2 separate regions of the Homo sapiens genome follow, and region 2 is linked to region 1. The links are chromatin loops, found by intact Hi-C in ENCODE. Cell type or tissue: dorsolateral prefrontal cortex. All regions are shown on one strand.

Region 1 (2,500 bases):
ACAAAATGCAACAGGAGAAAGAGTGTGCACGAGAGAAAACCCTACTGGGAAATCTGGGAAGGCTTTGGGGGGAAGTGTGTGATTTGTCAGGGATTTAAAGATAGATAAGACTCAAGTGCTCAAGTGCTAGAAATGGGAGAGGGGAGTGGAGGGAAAGAGTGAGTATTAAGAAGCCACATCATGTAAGCAGAAGGGGCTGTTTCTTTCAGAGATTTGTAACCTGGAAGAAGAGTTGTTTTTCCAGAGCTCACAAAGTCTGACCCATTTTCACAGAGCCCCTGGGGAGGAGCAACTAGTGCAAGCCAGGTGCAGTCGGAGAAGCTGCCTCAAAGGTTAGCTGAGAAGAAAGGCTGTTGTGGACACTTAGAAAGTCTTTTCTGAAAGGGAGCCATCTGGTGCTTAGTACCAAGCAAGCTTCTTTCTGTTTTCCCAGGCTTCTGGGCACTGGTGGCTGATGCACAGTCCCCCTGGGCTTTGTGAGGGTGGAGGGACTGGTGCTGGCTTCCTGGGCTGTAAAAGGCTGCATCTCATGCCTGAGGTCCCAGCCTCTGCACTTCTGCAGAGTGTGGTCCCCATGGTGAGCTGATGAGCTGACAGCTGTCTCTTTAGAGGCCCCCCGGGTCTTCACTGCCTCCGTGAGCATGTCCTCTTGCGGGAACCATGGAATGTTTTTAATCCTGGCCAGTCACATCTGGGAAAAACAACCCAAATGTTAATCCATCTGGAGAGAGAACTAATCCATATCTTCTGATGTCTGTATCTTTTGTTTTTCATCTCTGGATCTTTAAATCTAATTATGAAGCCAGAACGAGCCCCCTACAAGCCTGTCTCTTACCCTTCAGGCGGCCTTTAAACGTTCCTTTGTGCATGGTCTCCTTATGCTCCTAACAGAGCTCCTTTCATCTGAATGTGGTACAGCTCTTTAAACAAAGAAACAAAGCCTCACTACACCCCCATGAGGAAAGAAGCAATCATAACTTGCTTTCACCCTGGCTGAGAGAAGATGAAGGAATGGGCCGCCACTTGGTTAAGGAGTCCCAGCTACTATGGCCCTCTTAAAACAACAAGAGCACTAGCTATATCCTGCCCTTGTGTATTTTCCTAGAAGTGGACTCAGGTTCAAGAAGGAACTTTGTATATTTCTTCCTAAATGGGCTCCTCCTCCTGTACCCTGTGTTTAGAAAAATGATATCAACCAATCACCCAAGCTTGGATATTTCCACTCTCTTTAGCGGTGGAGACTTAATTGATGTTTCAATGATCATGCCTCTTCTGCCTTTTCTGTCTCTCTGATACTCTGGGGTACCCTGCTATCCTGGATTACTACCACGGCTTGCCCTCTTTAGTCTCTGTTTTTATTGTATGTTCCTCCTAATCTACCCTCCGTGCTGCTATCAGACTAATCTCTCTAAAAGACAAACTTAGTTAAGTTATGCCTCTGCTTAAAATCCTTCTCCTATAGGATAAGATGGAAACTCCTTAGCCTGACATAAAAGCTCCAGGCTCTACCTGTGCAATCTCACCTGTCACCTATACCTCTGTATACTCTCTATAACCAGCGTTTTGGAACTACTTCCTGTTTCCTGGATGTAATGCCGCCTCCTTTTGCATGTAGTCCATGCAGTAATCTGACCCTCCTGTCAGGGGAAATCCTACCTGTCATTGAAATCCAGCTCAAGGGTGGTCTCCACTCTGAACATCAGATGGTAATGAGTACTTGCTTCTTTGTGGTGCATTGTATTTTCACTGGTTTTCTGTTGGAGCACACAATAAGATTATTATACTTACTCGTTGTTTACCTATTCTCACCTCACCCCTAAATAGCCTGTGCATTTCTCCTAGACAAGTGCTGTGTCTTATTCATCTTGGCCTTGTTGGCACCCAGTGTAGTGCCATGAAGATGGTAGTCATTCAATAAAGTTTGCTAAATGAGTAGAATTATCACATCCATCGTGGGAAAGAACATTAACAAATAGAGAAATTGAGGCTGAGGATTTTCCTAGACTCATGCTGTCAATTAAAGTACTGATGCAATGCCTGAAACCCAAGTCTGCTTTATAGGCCATTATACTTCTTTAGATCCTCAAACCAACAACTCTAGGAAGCTGCTTTAGGGAGGAGTTTATATTCTTCTACATGTCACAGATAACAGTAATTTATATACCCAACCAATATTTTTGTGGGTTTAGTATAAACCAGGCACTGTGCTAGACATTGCAATTATAGAAGTATACAAACCAAAAAATATCCTTTCCTACAGTAAATTTTCTACTTGGACAAACAGACACAAAACCGATAAAGAAGTAAATAAATATGAGGAGAGCAGGCAGGGGCCAGATCAGGTAGAAACTTGAAAGCCATCATAAGTTTCCTGGATTTTATTCTAAAGAATAACCAGAAGTCATTGGTGGCTTTAAAGGAGGGAATTTGATGGCTGTGTGGACATGAGTTTGGCATACAGTAGATGAGGGGGACATGAGTTTAAGAGTTACTGTAGTTT
Region 2 (2,500 bases), 220 kb before region 1:
GCAGCACCGACCCGGACACCCCGAGCCGAGAGCCAGGCGGGCGGGAACGCTCCGGGCTTCCTGCACTGGCAGGCGCAGCCGGCCCACGCCCGCCCCCTGCTGTTACCACGAAGCTGACAGTTGCGGTGGTGGTGAGCGGGGGACGGCCGCCGTCGGATATGACCAGGAGCGCCCTGAACACGCGACCGGGTGGCTCCTGCGAGAGGTCGCCGGTGAGCAGTATCTCCCCCGTGCGGCGGCCGATGGCGAAGGCTTCGCGCGGCTCCTGCTGCTGCAGCTCGAACGCCAGCTCCCCGTTGGCTCCCTCGTCTGCATCCCGGGCCTGCACACGGGCCACAACCGTGTCCTTTGCGGTGCGCCCAGGCACCGCCACTTCTAGGGAGCCATTGGCTGGCGCCGGGTGCACCAGGACTGGCGCATGGTCGTTCTGGTCCAGCACGCGCACTTGCACTAGGGCGCTGCTGGAAAGCTGAGGGGAGCCGCCGTCGCTAGCTTGGATGCGAACGTCGAGTTGGCGCAGCGTCTCATAGTCGAAGCTGCGCAGCGCGTAGATGGCTCCGGTAGCTGGGTCCACCGAGACATAAGTGGACACGGCGCCCCCGGCGCGGCCCACCTCGGCCTCCAGCAGCCGGTAGGTGACCTGGCCGTTGCGGCCCAGGTCCCGGTCGCGGGCGGCCACCGTGGCCAGGTAGGCGCCTGGCGGGTTGTTCTCGCGCACCGACACCTCATAGACCGGCCGCGTGAAGAGCGGCGCGTTGTCGTTCTCGTCGCCCACACGCACCGTGTAGGGCCGCACTGTGCGCAGCGGGGGCGCGCCGCGATCCTCGGCCACCAGCGTCAAGTTGTACTCGGCGATGCGTTCGCGGTCCAGCGACGCCGCGGTCACCACCAGGTAGCTGCCCGCGTAGGCCGGCTGCAGCCGGAAGTGCTCGTGCCCATAGAGGGCGCAGCGCACTTGCCCGTTGGCGCCCGAGTCCCTGTCCGAGGTGCTGACCAGGGCCACCAGGCTCTCGCGCGCCGCCCCCTCCGGCACCAGCGAAGTGGCACCAGCCTCCGGCGTCCCGGCTCCCGCCGGCGAGCTAGCGTCCGCTCCCCCGAGTGCAGCGGCGGCGGCGGCAGCGGCGAAGGGTGAGGTTGCCGGCGCGCCTGGGGCGGCCAGCGGGGTGATGGCGATGTCGGGTGCGTTGTCATTGACGTCTCGGATGCGCACGATGACCTTGCAGGTGGCAGCGCGGGGCCCGGGTCCGCGGTCCTGCGCCCGCACGTCCAGCTCGTAGGTGTCCTGACGCTCGTAGTCCACGGGCCCGGCCAGGGTGAGGCGGCCTGATCGCGGGTCAAGCCGAAAGAGGCGGCGCGCCTCCGGCGGGGTGCGGGCGCCAAATGCGAACACCACGTCGCCGTTAGGTCCCTCGTCGGGGTCGGCTGCGTCCAGGTCGAGAAGCAGGGAGCCCACGGGCGCGTCTTCCGCCAGCTCCACTTCGGCCACGGCGCCCTGCGGGAAGGCCGGGCTGTGGTCATTCGCATCCAGGACGCGCACGCTGAGGGCAGCCGTGGCGGAGCGCGGCGGGCGGCCGCCGTCCTGGGCCACCAGCTCCAGGCTGTAGGCGGCCTGGCTCTCGCGGTCCAGCTCCTGCAGCAGCACCAGGTCTGCGCACTGAGCGCCGTCCGCTCGCGTCTGCAGCTCCACGCGAAAGGGGCTGTGCGGCTCGGCCAGGCGCACGGTCTGCAGCCCGTTGGCGCCCACGTCCTCGTCCACCGGCACCTCCAAGGGGATGCGCGTGCCCACTGCCGCACCCTCGGACACCTCTACCGGGATCTGGGCCCTGGGGAAGCGCGGCGCGTGGTCGTTGACGTCCCTCACCTCTACCTCCACGTGCACCAGCCGGAACTGCTCCTGCGAGAAGCTGACCACATCGAAGGCCAGCACGCACTGCGGGGCCTGGCCACACAGCCGCTCGCGGTCCAGGCCGGCGTCCCCGACGGTCAGCTGCCCGTCGCCTTCGCGCACCCGGAGCAGAGAGCTGTTGAATTGCTTCATCAGGCGGAAGCTTGTGTCACCCGATACTTTCATATGCAGGTCCTCGGCCAGGGTCCCGATGACCGTGCCGGGGGCATCCTCCTCGAAGGTGCTGTATCGGACTGTTTTGCTCTGGGCCACTGAGAGCACCCAGCAGAGGCTGAAGAGCTGCAAGGGGAAAAGGCAGGGGCTGCCCCAACGCCTCACAGGACTCATGCCTCCAGCCTCAAGTGCGATCCGAAAGGCTAAGGAAGTCTTCTCTGGTTTCCAGGTCGGGCGTCAGTCTCAGGCTCTCGGAATCACGCTCTTTGCGAGCCCTGTGCGGGAGAAGTCTGCGGGTAGCAGCTCCGAGCCTCCAGCGGGCTCTGAGGACGCGCGGACCCGCCCTCACTCTGCGCCTCTCCGTCTCTTACAGAAGCTGCGCCGCCTCGCGCCGCCTTTGCCTTTATAGCCGCCGATATGCTAATCACCCGAGCCGGGTAG

The links. Peaks named below come from ENCODE experiments on the same cell type or tissue, not always from the same donor. Only the 100,000 strongest peaks of a DNase experiment are listed, where the experiment ranks them.
Region 2: it touches region 1 in a loop (2.2-fold over the local background); 2 of 110 quality-filtered maps call a loop at or near these places.

Annotation. Positions count from the first base shown.
Region 1 is chr13:53,068,485-53,070,984 of GRCh38, forward strand. No RefSeq gene overlaps it. Among named protein-coding and RNA genes, the nearest start is that of OLFM4, 41 kb to the left of the region's middle. In dorsolateral prefrontal cortex, a CTCF peak has its summit at 986; a DNase peak (open chromatin) is centred at 538; H3K4me3 peaks cover 600 bases; H3K27ac peaks cover 855 bases.
Region 2 is chr13:52,846,204-52,848,703 of GRCh38, forward strand. It overlaps PCDH8 (protocadherin 8), which reads right to left and starts at 2,437. Exons shown (of 3, transcript NM_002590.4): 1 at 1-2,437. The coding sequence starts at 2,233. RefSeq lists enhancers at 622-1,510, 1,511-2,400. In dorsolateral prefrontal cortex, CTCF peaks have their summits at 115 (motif pointing left), 958 and 1,162; DNase peaks (open chromatin) are centred at 139, 978 and 2,458; H3K4me3 peaks cover 2,500 bases; H3K27ac peaks cover 2,116 bases; H3K27me3 peaks cover 2,500 bases.